Regions from separate parts of the Homo sapiens genome. Here regions 2 and 3 are each linked to region 1. A link is an interaction called in ENCODE POLR2A ChIA-PET data of the cell type or tissue named here. Cell type or tissue: PC-9. All regions are shown on one strand. Region 1 overlaps IGF2BP2 (insulin like growth factor 2 mRNA binding protein 2). Region 2 has its middle 36 kb from the start of IGF2BP2. Region 3 has its middle 23 kb from the start of IGF2BP2.

What was found. Peaks named below come from ENCODE experiments on the same cell type or tissue, not always from the same donor. Only the 100,000 strongest peaks of a DNase experiment are listed, where the experiment ranks them.
Region 2: POLR2A ChIA-PET joins it to region 1 with 19 read pairs; 6 of 35 experiments call an interaction of 5 or more read pairs at or near these places.
Region 3: POLR2A ChIA-PET joins it to region 1 with 14 read pairs; 5 of 35 experiments call an interaction of 5 or more read pairs at or near these places.

The regions. Positions count from the first base shown.
Region 1 is chr3:185,793,744-185,801,743 of GRCh38, forward strand. All of the region lies in intron 2 of IGF2BP2 (insulin like growth factor 2 mRNA binding protein 2), which reads right to left. Among named protein-coding and RNA genes, the nearest start is that of IGF2BP2, 27 kb to the right of the region's middle. RefSeq lists enhancers at 1,554-4,838, 5,226-5,727, 5,728-6,227. In PC-9, no CTCF peak of the experiment used is centred here; DNase peaks (open chromatin) are centred at 1,088, 3,068 and 4,788; H3K4me3 peaks cover 488 bases; H3K27ac peaks cover 4,285 bases.
Region 2 is chr3:185,856,725-185,864,724 of GRCh38, forward strand. No RefSeq gene overlaps it. Among named protein-coding and RNA genes, the nearest start is that of IGF2BP2, 36 kb to the left of the region's middle. In PC-9, no CTCF peak of the experiment used is centred here; a DNase peak (open chromatin) is centred at 1,987.
Region 3 is chr3:185,843,757-185,851,756 of GRCh38, forward strand. No RefSeq gene overlaps it. Among named protein-coding and RNA genes, the nearest start is that of IGF2BP2, 23 kb to the left of the region's middle. In PC-9, no CTCF peak of the experiment used is centred here; no DNase peak of the experiment used is centred here.

The DNA.
Region 1 (8,000 bases):
GTCTAAAGCACTGAGAGAAACAGCCCTGTCTCTGGGCCTGGTGTCAAAGCAGGTTTGGAACCCTGGAATTCCAAGATTCCCAGTCTTGGAATCTAACAGCTCTATGGAGTTTTGGCCCTGCCTGGGGAGCAGTAAGGTAGGATGGACAGTAGATTGAAGATACTGATTGTGTTTGCAAACATGCCCCAGATAAGGAATGGTCAAAGCAGATTCCTTTTTTTTTTTTTTTTTTTGAGACGGAGTCTTGCTCTGTCGCCCAGGCTAGAGTGCAGTGGTACAAACAAACTCACTGCAGTCTCAACCTCCTGGGCTCAAGCAATCCTCCCGCCTCAGCCTCTCAAGCAGCTGAGACTACAGGTGCATGCCACCACACCTGGCTAATTTTTTTTATATGTATATTTTGGGAGAGGTAGAGTCTCACTACATTGCCAAGGCTGGTCTCAAACTCCTGAGCTCAAGCAATCCTCCCAGCTTGGCCTCCCAAAGTGCTAGGATTACAGGTGTGAGCCACCACACCTGGCCCAGAGCAGATCCTAGAGACCCGGGCTGCCCTCATATCACAGGTGTGTCTGGCTCCTTATCCTCACACAGGCAGTTGTTCCTAAATATTTCTTTGCTAAGGACTTAATCATAGACTCACAGAATTCTAGAACAGACAGGAAGGTTGAGTATCAACTAACTTACATCCTCGCATTACTGATGAGAAAACTAACAGCCCAATGGGGGATCACAGAGCTGGTTAATGACAGAACCAGATGAGATAGGACTCAGGCCAGTATTCCTTACCCTAGACTTTACCATCTCATTCAAGTGTCCATGCACATCCAGAGTTCCCTTCCCAACAGTGCTTCTTTTTAAGCCTTTCAAAACATTGGCTTTATTTGGAGGTCACATCTTTTTTTTTCATTGTGATAAAAAAAAAACCCATAAAATTTACTATTTTAACAATTTTCAGGTAAACAGCTCAGTGGTGGTAAGTACATTCATGCCATTGTGTAACCATCACCACCATCCATCTCCAGAACTTCTTTCATCTTGCCAAACTGAAACTCTGTTCCCATAAAACAGAAACTCCCCATCCTCCCCCTTCTCTAGCCCCTGGCAACTACCATTTTACTTTCTGTTTCTATGAATTAGACTACTCCAGTTATCTTTTCTTTTCTTTTTTTTTTGAGGCGGAGTCTCACTCTGTCGCCCAGGCTGGAGTGCAGTGGCGCTCTCTCTGCTCACTGCAAGCTCCACCTCCCGGGTTCATGCCATTCTCTTGCCTCAGCCTCCTGACTTGCTGGAACTACAGGCGCCCACCACCTCGCCCGGCTACTTTTTTGTATTTTTAGTAGAGACGAGGTTTCACCATGTTAGCCAGGATGGTCTCGATCTCCTGACCTCGTGATCCACCCACCTCGGCCTCCCAAAGTGCTGGGATTACAGGCATGAGCCACCACGCCCAGCCTCCAGTTATCTTCTATAAGTGGGATCATATAGTGCTTATCCTCTTGTGACTTATTTCATTAGCAAAATGTCTTCATGGCTCATCCATGTGGTAACATGTGTCAAAATTCCCTTCTCCCTTAAGGCTGAAAATATTCCACTGTATGTCCATACCACATTTGTTTCTCCAGGCACCTGGCAATGGACACTCGGGCCACTTCCACATGTTGACCAATGCAAACAATACTGCTTTAACATGGGTGTACAAATATCTGTTCTAGTCCCTGCTTTCAATTCTTTTGGGCACACACCTGGCAGTGAAATTGCTGGATCTCACAATGTATCAGTGCTATTTTCAAATGTGTCTTGAAAGAGACAAAGAGGAGACAAAATCATCTGGGTTGGTGAATTCTTTAAGAAAATGAAGCCAGAAGCAGTGGGTCAGTCTGTAATCCCAGCAATTTGGGAGGCCAAAGCATGTGGATCACCTGAGGTCAGGAGTTCGAGACCAGCCTGACCAATATGGTGAAACCCTGTATCTACTAAAAATACAAAAATTAGCTGGGTGTGGTGGCGCAGTCCCAGCCTGTAGTCCCAACTACTAGGGAGGCTGAGACAGGAGAACTGCATGAACCCAGCAGGTGGAGGGTGCAGTGAGATGAGACCACACCACTACACTCCAGGCTGGGCAACAGAGAGAGACTCTGTCTCAAAAAAAAGAAAAGAAAAAAGAAAATGAAAAATACTGTTTTGTTCTTAAACTTAGCTTTACTTCAACACAACAAACTATATGAAAAAATTTTTAGAGATTGTATGATGTAGAGGAAAAAACACAGCACTGAGGAGGATAACTTTCTAGTAATATCCAACATTAACACAGGACATACTTTTTGATGTCCGAGTATGAATTTCCACAGGCAGGGGAGAGTGGAATAGATAATCCCTAAGGTCTATGGATTCTGTGGGTTCCATGAAAAAACTTATTTAAAGGATTACTATGTCTTTTAATCATTTTTTCTTTTCCTTAGATCCAGTTTGCATATTAGAACTTAACCATTTCTGGCTATAGAATCTAGTGTATTCTTGAAATAAGAGCTCCAGGGATAGGCGGGGCATGGTGGCTCACGCCTGTAATCCCAGTACTTTGGGAGGACGAGGAGGGCGGATCACTTGAGGTCAGGAGTTTGAGACCAGCCTGGCAAACATGGTGAAACCCTGTCTCCACTGAAAATACAAAAATTAGCTGGTCATGGTGGCATACGCCTGTAATCCCAGCTACTCAGGGGCCTGAGGTAGGAGAATCACTTGAACTCCCGAGAGGCAGAGGTTGTAGTGAGCAGAGATCACACCACTGCACTCCAGCCTGGGTGACAGAGTGACATTCCGTCTCAAAAAAAAAAAAAAAAAAAAAATTCCAGGGACAAGAACAATTCCTGAGCTAGGAAAAAAAAAAAAAAAAAGAGAGAGAGACTAAGGTAATACAATAGACAACAATTTTCCTACCAGCACATTTATTTGTTAATTGCTTTAGGATGTCCAGAGTGTAGTACCTGTATACTCTGAGTCACGGTTTACTCTGAGTCACTGTGAACTTCTGTTTACTTTGTAGTAGTCACTATAAAACTATCAATGCACACTGGGCTCAGTATCAACAGGGCATACCTGCCAAGAAAATTTTGCTACAATAGTTTGGTTCAAACAATCTTTCAGTTACTGAGCAACATACCGTTGTCATCAAGATTCCTGACAATGCATTCTGAGTCAAAATGCACATCAGATTCCAGGTACGAAACCAACAACACACTCCAAACCCCATCCACTCTCAGGCCTCCCAGGAAGATCTGCAAAGTGAGAAACGCACTGCCCCACCCTGTTTCTCCCCACTTCCCCAGAACTATTTCTGCTTAGGTATCTACCAAAAGCAGGCTTTCTACTCCAGGGACAAGAAGGATAAGAGACAGAATTCTCTATGTTCACTTCACCAATCAATTATTTCAACTACTTATAAAAAGCTTCCTATGCTGGGTACAATGATACACATGAACCTACTCAGCCCTTACAATTCTTCCAGGTAGGTGTGTTTGTGCTCACAATGTAGGAAAGTGAGGTGGACGCTCAGGAGTGTCCTATCCAGAGCCACACAAGCAGTAAGGAGTACAGCTAGGCTGGACCAGGTCTTCTGATCCCATGTCCGGTACTCTTTTGGCCATATCATTTGTTTACACTCTTACAAGCCTATGCTAATTTGGACACCCCAAAGAGAACATCTGAAGATCCTCTCCTAGAAAGCAGGACTAATGATCTAACAACTAATGCCTGGTTTTTCAGTTAAGAGCAGAGTTTGCTGGCTTCACTCTTTCACCTTTATTTCAGCTGACAGGCAGAGCTTTGAAGAAACTCAAGGAGAAACTGTGCATCAGTCCCTTCACTTAAAAATGCTTTTCACAGGCCAGGAGCAGTGGCTCATGCCTGTAATCCCAGCACTGTGGGAGGCCAATGCAGGCGGATCAGCTGGGCCCAGGAGTTCGAGACCAGCCTGGCAACATGGCAAAACTCTCTCTCTACAAAAAAAACAAAAAAATTAGCCAAGCGTGGAGGTGCATGCCTGTAGTCCTAGCTACTGAGGAGGCTGAGGTGGGAGAACCACGTGAGCCTGGCGAGGTCAAGGCTCCGGTAAGCCAAGATCACTCCAGCCTGAGTGACAGAGTGAGACCCTGTCTCTTAAAAAAAAAAAAAAAAAAAAAAAGCCGGGCGTGGTGGCTCATGCCTGTAATCTCAACACTTTGGGAGGCCGAGGCAGGTGGATCACCTGAGGTCAGGAGTTCGAGACCAGCCTGGCCAACATGGTGAAATCCCATCTCTATTAAGAATATAAAATTAGCCAGGGGTGGTGGTGCCCACCTGTAATCCCAGCTACTCATGAGGTTGAGGCAAGAGAATCGCTTGAACCCAGGACATGGATGTTGCAGTGAGCTGAGATTGCGCCACTGCACTCCTGGGCAGAAGAGCAAGACTCTGCCTCAAGAGAAAAAAAAATTGCTTTTCAGGGAAAAACACGCCCACATTCTCACCACCTCCAATAATGACAGACAGTGACTGGGCCCCGGTGTTTTATTCACCTCCAGGTTTACTCCCAGGAAATCTACAGTGGAAAAAGGCATCCACTAAAGACTTCCTTCAACATTTTTAGAGACTTAGGCTATCCAGATCTTTCCTCTCCAAATTCTACGAGTACAAATAGTGTTAATATTTATTACATAATAGATTCAGGAAACTGTGTTTCTATGACCACATGAATTTTTCTTACACAACATTCATGCCAATTTTATTGGACTTGGAGTATATTATTTTAAATGACTATGGAGGTTTGTAATTATTGTATTGTTGATTTTATGACACATTATTGGTCCCATTCATGATTTATTTGATGCCAAGGCCTTGATCAGGACGTTAACACCCAAATATAACATTTTTCCTGTGGGAAAACACCATTTGCTTTAAAACACCTGCTTTTACGAGGGAGTTTTTTATTAATGCAACATCATAAGAAGCAGACAGTACCTGTTCAAGAAAACCCTGAGTAAGCAAAATATAACTAAGTTTTTCTTTTTTCTTTTTTTCTTTTTTTTTTTTGAGACAGAATCTTACTCTGTCATCCAGGCTGGATGGAATGCAGTGGTGCGGTCTTGGCTCCCAGGCTCAAGCAACCCTCCCACCTTAGCCTTACAAGTAGCTGAGACTACAGGCACACACCACCACGCCTGGCTAATTCTTGTATTTTTTGTAGCAACGGGTTTCACCATGTTGTCCAGGCTGGTCTCGAATTCCTAGGCTCAAGTGATCTTCCCGCCTCAGCCTCCCAAAGTGCTGAGATTACAGGCGTGAGCCACTGTGCCTGGCTCTAAGTTTTTCTTTACTCAACATTTAGGAGAAAGAAGCTGCAGGCCGGGCACAGTGGCTCACGCCTGTAATCTCAACATATTGGGAGGTCAAGTCAGGCAGATCACTTGAGCCCAGGAGTATGAGACCAGCCCAGGTAAAATAGCAAAACCCCATATCTACAAAAACAAAAATAAGCCAAGGTGTGGTGTCATGTGCCTGTAGTCGCAGCTACTTGGGAAGCTAAGGTGGGAGAATCGCTTGAGCCCAGAAGGCGGAGGCTGCAGTGAGCAGCTCCACTGCACCACTGCCTTCCATCCCTGGGCAACAGAGCAAGACTGTCACAGAGACAAAACCACAATGACATACCATCTCACGCCAGTTAGAATGGTGATCATTAAAAAGTCAGGAAATGCCAGGCACGGTGGCTCACGCCTGTAATCCCAGCACTTTGGGAGGCCGAGGCGGGCGGATCACGAGGTCAGGAGACCGAGACCATCCTGGCTAACACGGTGAAACCCCGTCTCTACTAAAAAAATACAAAAAAAATTAGCTGGGCGTGGTGGCGGGTGACTGTAGTCCCAGCTACTCGGGAGGCTGAGGCAGGAGAATTGCTTGAACCCAGGAGGCAGAGCTTGCAGTGAGCTGAGATTGCACAACTGCACTCCAGCCTGGGAGACAGAGCGAGACTCCGTCTCAAAAAAAAAAAAAAAGTCAGGAAACAACAGATGCTGGAGAGGATGTGGAGAAATAGGAACACTTTTACACTGTTGGTGGGAGTGTAAATTAGTTCAACCATTGTGGAAGACAGTGTAGCAATTCCTCAAGGATCTAGAACTAGAAATGCCATTTGACCCAGCAATCCCATTACTGGGTATATACCCAAAGGATTATAAATCATGCTACTATAAAGGCACATGCACACGTATCTTTACTGTGGCACTATTCACAATAGCAAAGACTTGGAACCAACCCAAATGTCCATCAATGATAGACTGGATTAAGAAAATGTGGCACATATACACCATGGAATACTATGCAACCATAAAAAGAATGAGTCCATGTCCTTTGCAGGGACATGGATGAAGCTGGAAACCATCACTCTCAGTAAACTATCACTAGGAGAGAAAACCAAACACTGCATGTTCTCACTCATAGGTGGGAAATGAACAATGAGAACACTTGGACACAAAGCGGGGAACGTCATAGACCGGGGCCTGTCGGAGAGTGGGGGACTGGGGGAGGTATAGCATTAGGAGAAACACCTAATGTAAATGACAAGTTGATGGGTTCAGCAAACCAACATATGGCACATGTATACCCATGTAACAAACCTGCACATTGTGCACATGTACCCTAGAAGTATAATAATAAAATACAATAATAAAAATAAAAAAAAGTACTTGCTGATGTCGTGGCTCACACCTGTAATCCCTGCACTTTGCAAGGCTGAGGCAAGGATCATTTGAGGTCAGGAGTTCAAGACCAGCCTGGCCAATATGGTGAAATCCCATCTTTACCAAAAATACAAAACTTGGCCAGGCATAGTGGCACATGCCTATAATCCCAGCTACTCAGGAGGTTGAGGCCAGAGAATCACTTGAACCCAGGAGGCGGAGGTTGCAGTGAGCTGAGAAGTTGCCACTTGGTGACTGAGCCAAAAAAAAAGAAAGAAAGAAAGAAAGAAAGTACTTGCTGAATACCTGGGAGTAAATGATAAAAGAAATCTGGAAGGTAGGACATAGGCATGTGCAAAGATTTCATGACTAAAACACCAAAAGCAATCGTAACAAAAGCCAAATTTGACAAATGGGATCTAATTAAAGAGCTTCTGCACAGCAAAGGAAACGATCATCAGAGTGAACAGGCAATCTACAGAATGGGAGAAAAATTTTGCAATCTAACCACCTGACAAAGGTCTAATATCCAGAATCTACAAGGAACTTAAACAAACTTATAAGAAAAAAAAACAACTCCATAAAAGAGTGGGTGAAGGATATGAACAGACACTTCTCAAAAGAAGACATTCATGCAGCCAACAAACATATGAAAAAAAGCTCATCATCACGGGTCATTAAAGAAATGCAAATCAAAACCACAATGAGATACCATATCAAGGCAGTTAGAATAGCGATTATTAAAAAGTCAGGAAACAGCTGGGCACGGTGGCTCACGCCAGTAATCCCAGCACTTTGGGAGGCCGAGGCAGGTGGATCACTTGAGGTCAGGAGTTCAAGACCAGCCTAACCAACATGGAGAAACCCCGTCTCTACTAAAAATACAAAATTAGCCAGGCGTGGTGGCACATGCCTGTAATCCCAGCTACTCAGGAGGCTGAGGCAGGAGAATTGCTTGAACCCAGGAGGCGGAGGTTGTGGTGAGCCGAGATGGCGTCATTGCACCCCAGCCTGGGCAACAAGAGCAAAACTCCATCTCAAAAAAAAAAAAAAAAAAAAAGTCAGGAAACAACAGATGCTGGCGAGGCTGTGGAGAAATAGGAACACTTTTACGCTGTTGGGAGTGCAAATTAGTTCAACTATTGTGGAAGACAGTGTGGCAATGCCTCAAGGATCTAGAACCAGAAATACCATTTGACCCAGCAATCCCATTACTGAGTGTATACCCAAAGGATTATAAATCATGCTACTATAAACACATGCACACTTATGTTTACTGCAGCACTATTTACA
Region 2 (8,000 bases), 63 kb after region 1:
AGGAAAATATGACATCAACAGAGACCAATGGTGAGAACACTCAAAACTTAAAATTAGTAGATAGGGATTTAACAGCTATTATAACTATGTTCAAAGAAGTAAAGGAAAATATGCTCACAATAAATGAAAAGATAGGGAACCTTAGGGGGTAAATAGGGACCATATCAAATAACCAAATAGAAATTTTAGAACTGAAATATACAATTTCTGAAATTAAAATCTCACTGGATGATTTTAACAGGAGAATATAGATGACAGAGGAACAACCCAGGAAGCTTGAAAAAATCCAATCTGAATAACAAATGAAAAATATTGAAAAAATAAACAGAGCCCCAGAGACTTGTGGGACAATATAAAATGTCCAATATATCTATTATCAAAGGAAAGACAGAATGAAGCAAAGAGAAAATTTTAGAAAACAGCCAATTTTTTTTTATTTAGTGAAAATTATAAATTTACAGATTAAAGAAAGTCAGTGAAATCCAAGCCAGAAACTCTAAAGAAAATTATGCTTAGAAGCAGCACAGTCAAAATTCTGAAAAAAGATAAAGGGAAAATCATGAAAACATTACATACAGGGGAACAATGATTTAAGTGACTAATTACTTTTAGTAGAAATTTTATGGAGACAGTAAAACAATATGTTTTAAATTCTGAAAAATAAATCATCAACCCAGAATTACATATTCAGCAAAAAATATATTTCAACAATAAAAGTGAAAGAATTACCTTTTCAGATTAAAAAAAAAAAAAGCTAAGGTAATTTGTTTATTAACAAGACTATACTATAAGAAACACTACACTTTGAGAGGCCGAGGCAGGCAGATCACGAAATCAGAAGTTCGAGACCAGCCTGACCAACATGGTGAAACCCTGTCTGTACTCAAAATACAAAAATTGCCTGGGTGTGGTGGCTCATGTCTGTAATCCCAGCTACTCAGGACCTGGGACAAGTTCACTTGAACCCGGGAGGTGGAGGTTGCAGTGAGCTGCGATCGCACCACTGCACTCTAGCCTGGGTGACACAGCGAGACTCTGTCTCAAAAAGAAAAAGAAACACTAAAGGGGCCCATCCCAGTAATCTCAACACTTTGGGAGGCTGAGGCAGGTGGATTGCTTGAACCCAGGAGTTCGAGACCAGCCTGGGCAAAATGGTGAAACCTCATCTCTACAAAAAAATACAAAAAATTAGTCAGGTGTGGTGGCATGCTCCTCATGTAGTCCCAGTTACTTAGGAAGCTGAGGTGGGAGAATCACTCCAGCCCAGGAAGTTGAGGCTGCAGTGAGCCATGATCATGCCACTGCAGTCCAGCCTGGGTGGCAGAGTGAGAATCTGTCTTTTTTTTTTTTTTGAAACAGGGTATCATTCTGTGGTCCAGGCTGGAGTTCAGTGGTGCAATCTCAGCTAGCTGCAACCTCCACCTCCCAGGTTCAAGTGAGTCTCCTGGCTCAGCCTCCTGGGTAGCTGGAATTATGGCACCCACCACCACACCTGGATAATTTTTTGTATTTTTTAGTAGAGACGGGGTTTCACCATGTTAGCCAGGCTGGTCTTGAACTCCTGGCCTCAAGTGACCCACCCACCTCAGCCTCCCAAAGTGCTGGGATTACAGGCATGAGCCACAACACCCAGCCTGAGTCTCTCTTAAAAAAAATACTAAAGGAAATTCTGCAGGCTGAAGGCAATTGATGCTAAAATGAAGATAATTTTCAGGAAGAAATGGAGAACATAAAAAATGGCAAATATGTGGGTAAATATAAAATACTTTTTCCTCTTAATTTATTTAAAAAGGACTGTTTAAAGTAAAAATTGTAAGAGGTCCTTGTAGGATTTCTAATGTATATGGAAGTAATATATATGACAAGTGTTGCATAAAGGAATGGTGGGGGTGGGCAGACTAATGAGGTTTCAAGGTTCTGCCATTTATTTATTTATTTAGACAGGACCTTGCTCTGTTGCCCAGGCTGGAATGCAGTAATGCGATCTTATCTCACTTCAGCCTTGAACTCCTGGCCTCAAGCCATCCTCCTGCTCAGCCTCTTGATGAGCTGGGATTACAGGTGTGTCCCACCATGCTCAACTCTACCTTTTATATAACATGATACAATATATGGCCAGGTGCGGTAGCTCACGACTGTAATCCCGGCACTTTGGGAGGCCGAGGTGGGCAGATCACCTGAGGTCAGGAATTTGAGACCAGCCTGGCCAACATGGTGAAACCCCATCTCTACTAAAAATACAAAAATCAGCCGGGTGTGATGGTGTGCTCCTGTAGTCCCAGCTACTCAAGAGGTGGAGGCAGGAGAACCACTCCATCTGGGAGGCAGATTGCAGTGAGCTGAGATCACGCCACTGCACTCCAGCCTGGGTAACAGAGCAAGACTCTGTCTCAAAATAATAATAATAAAATAAAATGATACAATATAAATTCTAAATTAGGCTGTGAAAATTTAAACACGCATACTGTGATCCCTAGAACAAGCACTAAATGATGCAGGAAATATAGTGAAAAAGTCAATATATAAAATATTCAAATAATCCAAAAGATAGAAAAGGATGGAAAAAAACACCAAACTGAAGTAATTAACAGAAAGCAGTGGTTTTCCTTTGGCTCCAGGACAAAAATCCATGAGGCCTCCATGGCCTGACTTGGCCAACTTTGCCAGCCTCATCTCTCTAGTCCACTAAGCTTTCTTCATATTAAGCTTTCTCTTCTTCTCTCCACTATCTCCTGTCATCTCCTGCCAGAGAAACTTTCCAGAGTCCTTTCACCTGTCTAATTCCTTCCTCATTCTCCAGGTCTTAACTTAGGTGACACTTTCTTCAGGACGCCTTCCTGGGCCAGCTTCTTCCTCCTGTGTGGTGTATTGCACCCCAAACATCCTCCTTTACTTCACTCATCTGACCACTCTGAAATTTCTGGTTCAGTGCCTCTGTTTCCCTAGACTGAGCTTTAGGAAGGCAGGGATATGGCCTATTTTGCTGAGCATTCTATGCTGTGGCTTGGCATAGAGCTCAGCACATAGTAAATACTCAGTAAACATTTGTCAAGTGGCTAAAAAGTGACTAAGTGAATGAGTAGAGAAGGAAGATATTGATTAGTCCACCTCGGGAAGAATCCCTATACTGGAATGTTGAAAGTTGCCACAAAATATAGTAGTGAGAGAAGCTGAAGGAAGTGAGGAAAACCTGTCATAAAAGTGGCTAAGGGGGCCGGGCAAGGTGGCTCACGCCTGTAATCCCAGCACTTTGGGAGGCCAAGGTGGGTGTATCACCTGAGGTCAGGAGTTCAAGACCATCCTGGCCAACATGCTAAAACCCCATCTCTACTAAAAATTCAAAAATTAGCCAGGCATGGTGGTGGTGGATGCCTGTAATCCCAGCTACTCAAGAGGCTAAGGCAGGAGAATCATTTTAACCTAGGAGGTGGAGGTTGCAGTGAGCCGAGATCATGCCACTGTACTCCAGCCTGAGTGACGGAGCAAAACTCCATTAAAAAAAACAAAAAAAAAAACAAAAAAACAAAACAAAAAATACACACCTACAACCAACTAATCTTGGACAAAGTCAACAAAAATAAGCAATGGAGAAAGGACTCCTTATTCAATAAATAGTGCTGAGAAAACTGGCTGAGCATATGCAGAAGAGTAAAATTGGACTTTTTCCTCTTACCATATACAAAAATTAATTCAAGATGGGTTAAAGATTTAAATGTGAGACCTCAAACTATAAAAATCCTAGAAGAAAACCTAGAAAATACCCTTTTGGACATTGGCCTAAGCAAATAATTTAAGGCTAAGTCCTCAAAAGCAATTGCAATAAAAATAAAAATTGACAAGTGGGATCTAATTAAACTAATGAGATTCTGCACAGCAAAAAACCCATCAACAGAGTAAAACAGACAACCTACAAAATGGGAGGGAATATTTGCTAACTATGCATTCAACAAAAGTCTGATATGCAGAATCTATAAGGAACTTAACAAGCAAAAAAAAAAAAAAAAACTCATTAAAAAGTGGGCAAATGGCCAGGTGTGGTGGCTCATGCCTGTAATCCCAGCACTTTGGGAGGTCGAGGTGGGCAGATCACTTGAGGTCAGGAGTTCAAGACCAGCCTGACCAACATGGTGAAACCCCATCCCTACTAAAAATACAAAAAATAGCCAGGTATGATGATGGGCGCCTGTAATCTCAGCTACTTTGGAGGCTGAGACAGGAGAATCATTTGAACCCAGGAGGTGGAGGTTGCAGTGAGCCGAGATCATGCCACTGCCCTCCAGCTTGGGTGACAGATCGAGACTTTGTCTCAAAAAATAAAAAATAAATTAAAAAGTGGGCAAAGGACATGAACAGACACTCAAAAGGAGGCATACAGCCCGGGCATGGTGGCCCACACTGGTAATTTTGGCACTCTGAGAGACCATGGCAGGAGGATTGCTTGAGCTCAGGAGTTGGAGACCAGCCTGGGCAACGTGGCAAAACCCTGTAAAAATACAAATAATTAGCTAGTGGTTGTGGCACACCCCTGTAGTCCCAGCTACTAGGTAGGCTGAGATGAGAGAATCACCTGAGCAACAACAACTACAACAAAAAGAAGACATACAAGTGGACAACAAACATATTTAAAAATGTTCAGGCCAGGCATGGTGGCTCACACCTGTAATCTCAGAGCTTTGGGAGGCCAAGGCTGGAGGATCATTTGAGGTTAGGAGTTTGAGACCAGCCTGACCAATATGGTGAAATCCCATCTCTACTAAAATACAAAAATTAACCGGATGAGGTGGCAGGTACCTGTAATCTCAGCTACTCGGGAGGCTGAGGCAGGGGAACCACTTGAACCCAAGAGGCAGAGGTTGCAGTGAGCCAAGATCATGCCACTGCACTCCAGCATGGGCAGCAGAGCGAGACTCTCTCTCTCAAAAATAAAAACAAAAAATAAAAATGTTTAAAATCACTAATAATCAGAGAAACACAAATCAAAATCACAACAAGATACCATCTCACACCAGTCAGAAGGGCTATTATTAAAAAGTCAGAAAACAACAGATGTTGGTGAGGCTGCAGAGAAAAGGGAATGCTTATACATTGTTGTTGGGAATGTAAATTAATTCAGCCACTGCGGAAAACAGTTTGGAGATTTTCAAAGAACTAAAACAGAACTACCATTTAACCCAGCAATTCCATTACTGGGTATATACACAAAGGAAAATAAATCGTCCAGGCTGGGCGTGGTGGCTCATGCCTGTAATCCCAGCACTTTGGGAGGCCAAGGTGGGCAGATCACCTGAGGTCAGGAATTTGAGACCAGCCTGGCCAACATGGTGAAACCCTGTCTCTACTAAAAATATAAAATTAGCCGGGCTCGGTGGTGGGCACCTGCAGTCCCAGCTACTTGGGAGGCTGAGGCAGGAGAATCCCTTGAACCCAGGAGACAGAGGTTGCAGTGAGCCGAGATCACACCATTGCACTCCAGCCTGGGCAAAAAGAGCAAAACTCCATCTCAACAAATAAGTAAATAAATCGTCCTATGAAAAAACACATGCACTTGTATGTTTATTGCAGCATGTTCACTATAGCAGAGACATGGAATCAACCTAGGTGCCCATCAACAGTGGATTGGATTTATTTTTATTTATTTTTTTTTTTTTTGAGATGGAGTTTTGCTCTTGTAGCCCAGTCTGGAGTGCAGTGGCGCGATCTCGGCTCACTGCAACCTCTGCCTCCTGGGTTCAAGCGATTCTTCTGCCTCAGCCTCCTAAGTAGCTGGGATTACAGACACATGCCACCGTGCCCTGCTAATTTTTGTATTTTTAGTAAGGATGGGGTTTCACCATGTTGGCCAGGCTGGTCTCGAACTCCTAACCTCAGGTGATCCACCTGCCTCGGCCTCCCAAAGTGCTGGGATTACAGGCTTGAGTCAACATGCCTGGGCCCAGTGGATTGGATTTTTTTTTAAATGTGGTACATACACACCATGGAATACTATGCAGCCATAAAATAGAATGAAATCATGTCCTTTGCAGCAACATGGATGCAGGTGGAGGCCATTATCCTAAGCAAATTAACAAAGAGAAAACCAAATATCACATTTTCTCGCTTATAAGTGGGAGCTAAACCTTAAGTACACACAGACATAAAGATGGAAACAATAGGTACTGGGGACTCCAAAAGCAGGGAGGGAAGAAGGGAGATAATGGCTGAAAAACTTGCTTTTGGGTACTATTGGGCACCATGTTCACCATCTGGGTAACAGGGGCAATAGAAGCCCAAACCTTAGCATGATGCAATATACCCTTGTAGCAAACCAGCACGTGTACCTTCTTAATTTAAAATAAAAAATAAGAATCTAACGCAAAGTTCTGAGTTAAAGTATCTGTCGATTTGAAAATGCTTACCTAGCTAAAATCTTTTCAAGATTGAGGATAAAATGTGAACAAATTTATACAAGTAATATAAACTAAGTTTACTTCAATTATTTACATCTTTAAGAAATCTAGTAATATTTTAAATAAAATGCGGTTTCATATTTTTATAAAACACATATTATATACCTTAAATATGTACAATTTTTATTTATAAATTATACCTCAATAAAACTAGGGGAAAAGAGCCTTAATAAAAAAAGAAAAGAATGCCAAGGTATATCATTGAATGGAAAAGCATAGAACAGTGTGGAAACTATGCTGCCATTTGTGTGATATATGGGCACAGTCTGCTTGAAAGACATACAAGAAAATGTGTAACAGTGGGTTTCATGGTGGCAGGAACATCTTTTTAATTGATATAATATTCAAGTACTGCTCATTTAAAATAAAGAAAATTGGCCAGGCGCGGTGGCTCACACTTGTAATCCTAGCACTTTGGGAGGCCAAGGCAGGCAGATCACTTGATGTCTGGAGTTCGAGGCTAGCCTGGCCAACGTGGTAAAACCCCCATCTCTACTAAAAATACAAAAATTAGCTGGGCGTGGTGATGGGTGCCTGTAATCCCAGCTACTCGGGAGGCTGAGGCAGGAGAATTGCTTGAACCCAGGAAGTGGAGGTTGCAGTGAGCCAAGATTGCACGATGGCCCTCCAGGCTGGGAGACAGAGTGAGACTCCGTCTCAAAAAAATAAAATAAAATAAAGAAAATTAAAGACAAAAAGAATAAGTTATAGACATAAAGACCTGGCCAGGTGTGGTGGCTCACACTTGTAGTCCCAGAAGTTTGGGAGGCCGAGGCAGGTGGATCACTTGAGGTCAGGAGTTCGAGAACAGCTTGGCCAACATGGTGAAACCCCATCTCTACTAAAAATACAAAAATTAGCAAGACATGGTAGCACACCCCTATAGTCCCAGCTACTCAGGTGGCTGAGGCAAGAGAATCACTTGAACCTGGGAAGTAGAGGTTGCAGTGAGCTGAGATCACTGCACTCCAGCCTAAGCAACAGAGAGAGACTCCATCCCAAAAAATAAATAGGCCAGGTGCAGTGGCTCATGCCTATAATCTCAGTATTTTGGGAGGCCGAGGCGGGTGGATCACCTGAGGTCAGTAGTTCAAGACCAGCCTGGTCAACACGGTGAAATCCTGTCTCTACTAAAAATACAAAAAATTAGCTGGGCATAGTGGTGCGTGCTTGTAATCCCAGCTACTCGGGAAGCTGAGGCAGAAGAATCGCTTGAACCCGGGAGTCGGAGGTTGTGGTGAGCCAAGATTGTGCCACTGCACTCCAGTGTGGGCAACAGAGCGAGACTTTGCCTCAAAAATAAATAAATAAATAAATAAATAAATACAGACGTTATGTGCACCAGCATAGACAACAAAGTGAGACCCCATCTGTATAAAATATTTAAAAATTAGCCATGTGCAGCCGGGCGCAATGGCTCACACCTGTAATTCCAGCACTTTGGGAGGCTGAGGCGGGCAGATAACAAGGTCAGGAGTTCGAGACCAGCCTGGCCAACATGGTGAAACCCTGTCTGTACTAAAATACAAAAACTAGCCAGGCATGGTGGTGCAT
Region 3 (8,000 bases), 50 kb after region 1:
AGTGCTGTAATGAAGCCAGCAGTCCTAACATTAAGTTCTCTTTCACTTACTAGCTGTGTGACTTTAGTAAAGTTACTTAGCCTCTCTGAGCCTTGATTCTCTTTTGTAAAAGGAGAATAATACCTACCTCATTAAATTGCTATAAGAGTTAGAAATGCCAGATGGGGCACAGTGGCTCATGCCTATAATCTTAGCACTTTGGGAGGCCAAGGCAGGATTGCTTGAAGCCAGGAGTTCAAGACCAGCCTAAGCAAAAAAGCAAGACGCTGTCTCTAAAAAGAGAGATGTTTTATGTCAAGTACCTGGCACAATACTTGTCACTCAGTAGGTGGCAGGTGGGGATATCACTGCCCTACTGCAGACTGGGGCTTTCCCTCCTCCTGCTGAGGTTCTTGACTCAGAGCACTTCAGCATTGCTACAATGGGAGTTGCTCTCTTGGCAATTACTTGAAAGTTTCTAGACAAAGTTGGAAAGGACTTTCGCAGTCATCTGGTCCATCTGGCCCAGTGGATGCAGGAGATCCTGGCACAGGCCTCATGACAGATGGGCACCCCAACTCTGCAAGTACCAATGGAGAGCTCCCTCCTGAAGCTGACTGTCATCGGAAGATTCGTTGATTGGAAGAAAGCTTTTCCTTGAATTGATCTGAAATCATTTCCCCACTAATTATAGACTCAAAACCAGTTACAGCTAAAAGACATCTTCAAGATCTTCAAACCCACCCACTGATTTTATGAATGAGGACTTGGAGGCTCAGGGAAGTAGGGTGAGGTGCTGTTCACGCAGAGCTAAGCAGACCAGTGTCTCCTTCAATGTCACTGATTCACATGGCCTCTCAGTTCTTACAGTGTCTCCCCCACCCACATTCCCTCAACTTTCCTCCCACGAACCAGGATCCACTCTTCACTCCTCTGATTACCCACCTTTGCATATGCAAGTTTGTGATGCCAAGAACTATGCATAATTCTTACCGTGATCTGGCCCTAGCAGAGCAAAATGGGACTATTTGAGAGTTAGAGCTGGGGCAAGATAGGAATTAGACCTGGAAAGGTCAAGAACTTAAACTACACAAAAGCAGCAGGTTAGTCGGGCTCAGTGGCTCACACCTGTAATCCCAGCACTTTGAGAGGCCAATGGGGGACGATCACCTGAGGTCAAGAATTCGAGACCAGCCTGGCCAACATGGTGAAACCCCAACTCTACTAAAAATACAAAAATTAGCGGGGTATGGTGGTGGCCACCTGTAATCTCAGCTACATGGGAGGCTGAGGCAGGAGAATCTCTTGAACTCAGGAGACGGAGGTTGCCGTGAGCTGAGATCACACCATTGCACTCCAGCCTGGATGACAAGAGTGAGACTCTGTCTCAACAACAACAACAACAACAAAAAGCCGCAGGTTCCTTATAGAAATGTGGGTGGTTGTGGTTGTTTAGTTGTATTCAGCTCCTCTTCACTGACCTCTTAGAATTTGTTGTAGACACTTTTGAAACATCTCTAACAGGCCCAAGGAAGGTACTCAGTGAAATTTGCTAAGTTAACATAAATTTAATTTTAACTTTTTTTCTACCGAATTTAAAAGGAAGGGGTGGAGATAGAAGAAAGTGTCAAAGAAGAAATTGACCTGTTGTCTCAAAACCAGTTGTAAATTTGTAATTTTGCCTAAATGAAGAGTGGGACCTCACACATGATTTTAAAATAAACCCAAGCAAAATTTCTGTAAGTCTAGTGTTGGCATTTTCTGGAAATGTTAATAGAGATCACACAATAAAGAATTGCCTGGTCTAAGATACAATAAAAATTGTGAGACCTTTTGTTCAAAGCCATTCAGAGAAATTATCTTGGAGATTCTCACATTTCTGAAAGGAGGAAGGAGGGGGCATGGCTGAGAAGATTGCCGTATTATTCAACTGAACAATCCTCAGGGAAGGTATGTGTTTTATGAAATTGCTGTCACTGTCAACATATTTAGCAATATGGCACTGCCTCAGTAGTTTTTTAAGACCAATATTACATCTAGTTATTGGATTTTGAGACTTTCTAATAGTTGGCATTATTAGAATGGAGAGACTAAATGTTAGTTTTAATAGGAGTTATCCATGTATCTATCCCAGGTACATCTGGTGTGGTTTTTTAAAATTTATCTGTAATTTGTTTCATTTTTAGACAAATTAGATATATGCTCTCCTAGATAAAAATTTATAAAAATCTCATTCCTTTATATGAAAGACATCTTTAGCACTCACACCAGAAGTGATCTCAGAAGCAGCTGATCTGATTAGCTAATTCTTGCCAAAAGAACAACCAAATAAGTACCACACCAAAAGTAAAATTGTTGTTTTTGTCAGAAGTTTTCCATTATTCAAATAGGCAATTTTAAATAACACACATTCAGCTGTTACAAGCAGTGTGTGGTGGGGGGAGGGTAAGGGGAGTGTTGGTGCTATTTCAAAAAGAACAAGAGCTATTTGGAGCCCTCACGAGGTCAAGGAAAGAAACCATTTGCTACTTCTGTAGCGCACTCCAAGAGAGACCGTCCTGAGCTCAAGCTAGACTAAAAGACTAAATGTAGGCTGGGCATGGTGGCTCACGCCTGTAATCCTAGCACTAAGGCTGAGGCGGGCAGATCACCTGAGATCAGTAGTTCGAGACCAGCCTGGCCAACATGGTGAAACCCTGTCTCTACTAAAAATACAAAAATTAGCCGGGTGTGGCAGTGAATGCCTGTAGTCCCAGCTACTTGGGAGGCTGAGATAGGAGAATCACTTGAACCCGGGAGACGGAGGTTGCAGTGAGCCAAAAGTGCGCCACTGCACTCCAGCCTGGGCAACAAGAGCAAAACTGTCTCAGACACACACACACACCCCCACACTTCTTGTAACAGCTGAATGTGTGTTTATTTAAAATTGCCTATTTAAATAAAGGGGAAAAAATCTTGTTGATTTCTTAAATAGTATTTATCTTACGGTGAAGCCTTTTTTCTGTGATAAGCCATCATCAAATTAATAATGGAAGTTAGTGGGAAATGATTCCATTTTAAAATTAGCATTATTCCCAACTGTTTACGCTTTTTATTATATATGTCTTTTCTGAGAGAAGGAGGAGACGTATGGATGGGTAATCTACAAGGTCTATGATGCTATTCAAGTCAGCACTTCTCTGATCTTTAAAAAATCCAGCAGTACCTAATGCTAAATGACGAGTTAATGGGTGCAGCACACCAGCATGACACATGTATACATATGTAACTAACCTGCACATTGTGCACATGTACCCTAAAACTTAAAGTATAATAATAAAAAAAAATCCAGCAGTAAGGAATTTTGATAGTCTAACTCAGTTACTCCTAAAAGCTATTGCCAAAAACAAAAGGAATAAAGAATGGTGACAAAGATTCTGCTTTTGATAACAGACTAAAGCAGGCTGTCTGAGGTAAGTTATTAACTCATATCAGAAACAAAAGAGTGGCACAGCTTTAGAAATAGAAAACCTGGATTCTGGTCCTCACTGCTTCTTTTTTTTTTTTTTTTTTTGTGGTGGAGTCTTGCTCTGTCACCCAGGCTGGCTCCGCCTCCCGGGTTCACGCCATTCTCCTGCCTCAGCCTCCCGAGTAGCTGGGACTACAGGCGCCCACCACCACGCTCAGCTAATTTTTTGTATTTTTAGTAGAGACGGGGTTTCACTGTGTTAGCCAGGATGGTCTACGATCTCCTGACCTCGTGATCCACCCACCTCAGCCTCCCAAAGTGTTGGGATTACAGGCGTGAGCCATGGCGCCCGGCCTCTCACTTCTTTACCCTATGGCCTTGGGGTAATTTGTTTAATCTCTGTGCGGAAATCACTTGCTGCAGGCAAAGTGCTGGATCTGATCATCTTTTGGGGGTGTCTTTTAGTGGTAAGATCTATTACCAGAATTCTTGGGAAAGTAGCTGTCTTTGTTTCAGGAAATACCATGATAAACCCCGAGGGCATAAGAACTGGCTAAGGCTCAGGAACCAAAAAAAGGCCGAAAGGCTGCACTTGTAGAAGCAGGAAATTAATTTTTCTTGGGGGTCAGAGGTGGGGGAAGGTGTTCCCTATAGGGTGAAGGAGTGAGGAGAGGGGAAGGGAGGGCTAGAAAATTGTTGGGCTAAGGGCCCTGCATGAAATAAAGATCAGTGAGAAACCTCCAGGACGGAACGATCAAAAGGACTCTTGAGAACAAGAAAGCCTAAAATGCAATTTTACGTGGTTTGTGGTGTAATGGGCAATGTGACCCTTCCCCGTGACCCCTACATCTTAGTGAACTTGAATACACTAACGTGCTGTTTCAATGGGGGTTTATTGAAAGAGGAGTAAGGAACCGTATGGACACACTGCAAAACGAACACAGCCTCAGAAAAGCTGGAGCCAGGGCTCAGAGAGGCCCTCCGCAACGCAGGCTCTCCTGAATCAGCAGAGGGTTTGGTAGGATTTCCAATCAGACATGAAGGGTCCCGGGGAGCCCGGCTGCCATTTGGATTGCCCCAGTGATGGAGCGTCTGCAGGCTGCCTGCCCTCTGAGCCCCTCTGCTAGCTTCCTTTTCCGGGTTTTTGTCCTTTTCACATTAGTGACAATTTAAGGGGTGACTTCAGAGTCTGCTAGGATCACCTCTAGCTCCACTATTTTGGTTTGAACATAAAGCATTTTCCTTTCATGTTGTTTTGCCCCTCAATGGGTTTCTGAAACCCCTTTGTATTGTTCTTAAATAATTTTCTAGTTTTAGCACATTTTGTCATTTTTGTTTCTTCTTTTTTGAGACAGGATCTCGCTCTGTTGCTCAGGCTGGAGTGCAGTGGTGCAATCTCTGTTCACTGCAACCTCTGCTTCCCAGGTTCAAGTGATTCTCATGCCTCAGCCTCCCAAGTAGCTGGGAATACAGGCACCTGCCACCACACCCAGCTAATTTTTGTATTTTTAGTAGAGACAAGGTTTCACTATGTTGGCCAGGCTGGTCTCGAACTCCTGGCCAAAGTATTGGGATTACAGCATGAGCCACCATGTCTGGCCACTTTTCCTCTTTTTTGGGGGGTTTGCAGGGTGGTAGTCTCGCTCTGTCACCAGGTTGGAGTGCAGTGGCGCAATCTCGGTTCAAGGCAATCTCTGCCTCCTGGGTTCAAGTCATTCTCCTGCCTCAGCCTCCTGAGTAGCTGGGATTACAGGCACCTGCCATCATACCCGGCTAATTTTTAGTAGAGATGGGGTTTCACCACCTTGATCTCCTGACCTCATCATCCACCTGCCTCAGCCTCCCAAAGCACTGGGATTACAGGCGTGAGCCACTGCGCCCAGCCTCCTCTTTTTATTAGAAGTAAATCAATAGAGATTCTGGTTTTTTTCCTCTTGTTAGAAGTGAATTGACAGATTCTGGCTTGTTTCCTACTCCTCTTTTTCATTCGTCATTCAGATTTTTCTTTACTTGGAACTCTCATGGTTACCTGAAGGGCTCCTTTAGGAACCATTTGTAGTTTACTTTCTGTAAGCATTATTGGATATGACATCAATTTTTAGCATATTTAATGAGTTAGATCATCTTTCATATTGAAAAGTTGTATTGCTTCTTGCAACTTCAATTTTTAAAATAAATTTATCTTTACATATTCCCCATTCAATTCTATGAGAGTTTCACTTTTCTCACCCTAAGTGAAAATAATCACTTTGGAGTTCCAAATAAAAGCATTAACAACACCACCTAGGGCCGGATGTGGTGGCTCATGCCTGTAATCCCAGCACTTTCGGAGGCCGAGGCGGGAGGATCACTTGAGGTCAGGAGTTTGAAGCCAGCCTGGCCAACATGGTGAAACCCCGTCTCTACCAAAAAATACAAAAAATTAGCCACGTGTGGTGGTGGGCGCCATAATTCCAGCTACTCGGGAGGCTGTGCCAGGAGACTCACTTGAACCTGGGAGGTGTATTTGCAGTGAGCCAAGATTGCACCACTGCACGCCAGCCTGGGTGACAGAGCGAGACTCCATCTCAAAAAAAAAAAAAAAAACACCTAAAGATTATGCCAGTGGAAGAATACATCAGTATAACCTTTCTGTCAAGCAATTTGGTGGGGAGCCGTAAAAGTGTTTATACCCTTCAGCCCAGTGATCACAGTTCTCGGAATTTTTCCACTGGAAATAATAAAAAACGTGGTTCAAGATTTACGTACAATATGTTTATTGTAACATTATTTATTTGTGATAGTGACAAATTGGAAACAGCCAAAGTGTCCAGCAAAAGGAAAATAAACGGTTACATCCATATGATAAAAATTATGCAGCAATTAAAAACTACACTTTTCCTTGAACCTTGTAGTCAGTTAAAAGTGTTTGGACAACCTCTCTGAGTGTACATGACTTCCATGATGGAAAGCAGGAGTGGCTTAGGTCTCTTTAACGCTCTCCACTGACTGTGAAAATCAGTCCATCCTGAAGTGGGCACAGAGAGTGAAGGGGCTTATTCCAAAGGTCCAGCCCCAGAGGTTCTGTCTTTGCAAGTCTCGGGGCCTTCAAATTTAACGTTTTTTTTTTTTTTTGAGACGGAGTCTTGCTCTGTCACCCAGGCTGGAGTGCAGTGGTGCGATCTCAGCTCACTGCAAGCTCAGCCTCCCGGGTTCACGCCATTCTCCTGCCTCAGCCTCTGGAGTAGCTGGGACTACAGGCACCCGCCACCACGCCCGGCTAATTTTTTTGTATTTTTAGTAGAGACAGGGTTTCACTGTGTTAGCCAGGATGGTCTCGATCTCCTGACCTCGTGATCCACCCACCTCGCGGCCTTCCGAAGTGCTGGGATTATAGGCATGAGCCACCGCGCCCAGCCAAATTTTACATTTTTTACTAAGGTTTCCATGTGATTCTGACATGAACCCAGCCTGAGATTACCACCTCACCCCCTACCCATACACCAGGTGGCTGGATTCTTTTTTTTTCAGATAGAGTCTTGCTCTGTCGCCAGGCTGGAGTGCAGTGGCGCGATCTCAGCTCACTGCAACCTCCACTTCCCGGGTTCAAGCGATGCTTCTGCCTCAGCCCCCTGAGTAGCTGGGACTACAGGCGTCCACCATACCCAGCTAATTTTTGTATTTTTTTTTTAATAGAGAGGGGGTTTCACCATGTTGGCCAGGATGGTCTCAATCTCTTGACCTCCCTGCTCCCGGCCCAGGTCCTGGATTCTAATAAGAACTGAGGAGGGGAGTAGAAAAGAACTGTTCTTTCAAGAAATTTTTACTATTTGGGGAAACGCTATGTGGAAGTAAGATTTTTTTTTTTTTTAAGACAGGGTCTCACTCTGTTGCTCAGGCTGGAGTGCAGTGGCACGATCATAGCTCATGATGTCAGAATTTTTAATAAATTGTATCATTCAAAGTTTATGGGGGAAATTAATATATGCTTAGAAAAATAAACATGCCAAAATATTTATAGAGCTTATATGTGAGTAATAGAATTGTGGATGATTAATGGGGAACCATGAGAAGCCCTGATTCAGAGAGGTGAGGTAATTGCCCCAAGTTCTCGTAGCCAGCAAAGTGCTGGAGGGAGGATTCAAACCCAAGTCTGCTTCACTATTAAGTCTGCTCTCTAACAGCTGCTGAAATGTTACTTAAATTTTAAATATATACATAAAATAAATACAGGCTGGGTGCGGTGGCTTATGCCTATTATCCCAGCACTTCAGGAGGCCAAGGCAGGATGATCGCTGGAGCCTGGGCAAAACCAGCCTGGGCAACATAGTGAAACCCCATCTCTACAAAAAAATTTAAAATTAGCTGGGCATGGCCAGGCGTAGTGGCCTCACACTTGTAATCCCAGCACTTTGGGAGGCCTAGGTGGGCGGATCACGAGGTTAGGAGTTCGAGACCAGCCTGGCCAACACAGTGCAACCCCGTCTCTACTAAAAATACAAAGATTAGCTGGGCTTGGTGGCGGGCGCGTGTAATCCCAGCTACTTGGGAGGCTGAGGCAGGAGAATCGCTTGAACCCGGGAGGCGGAGGTTG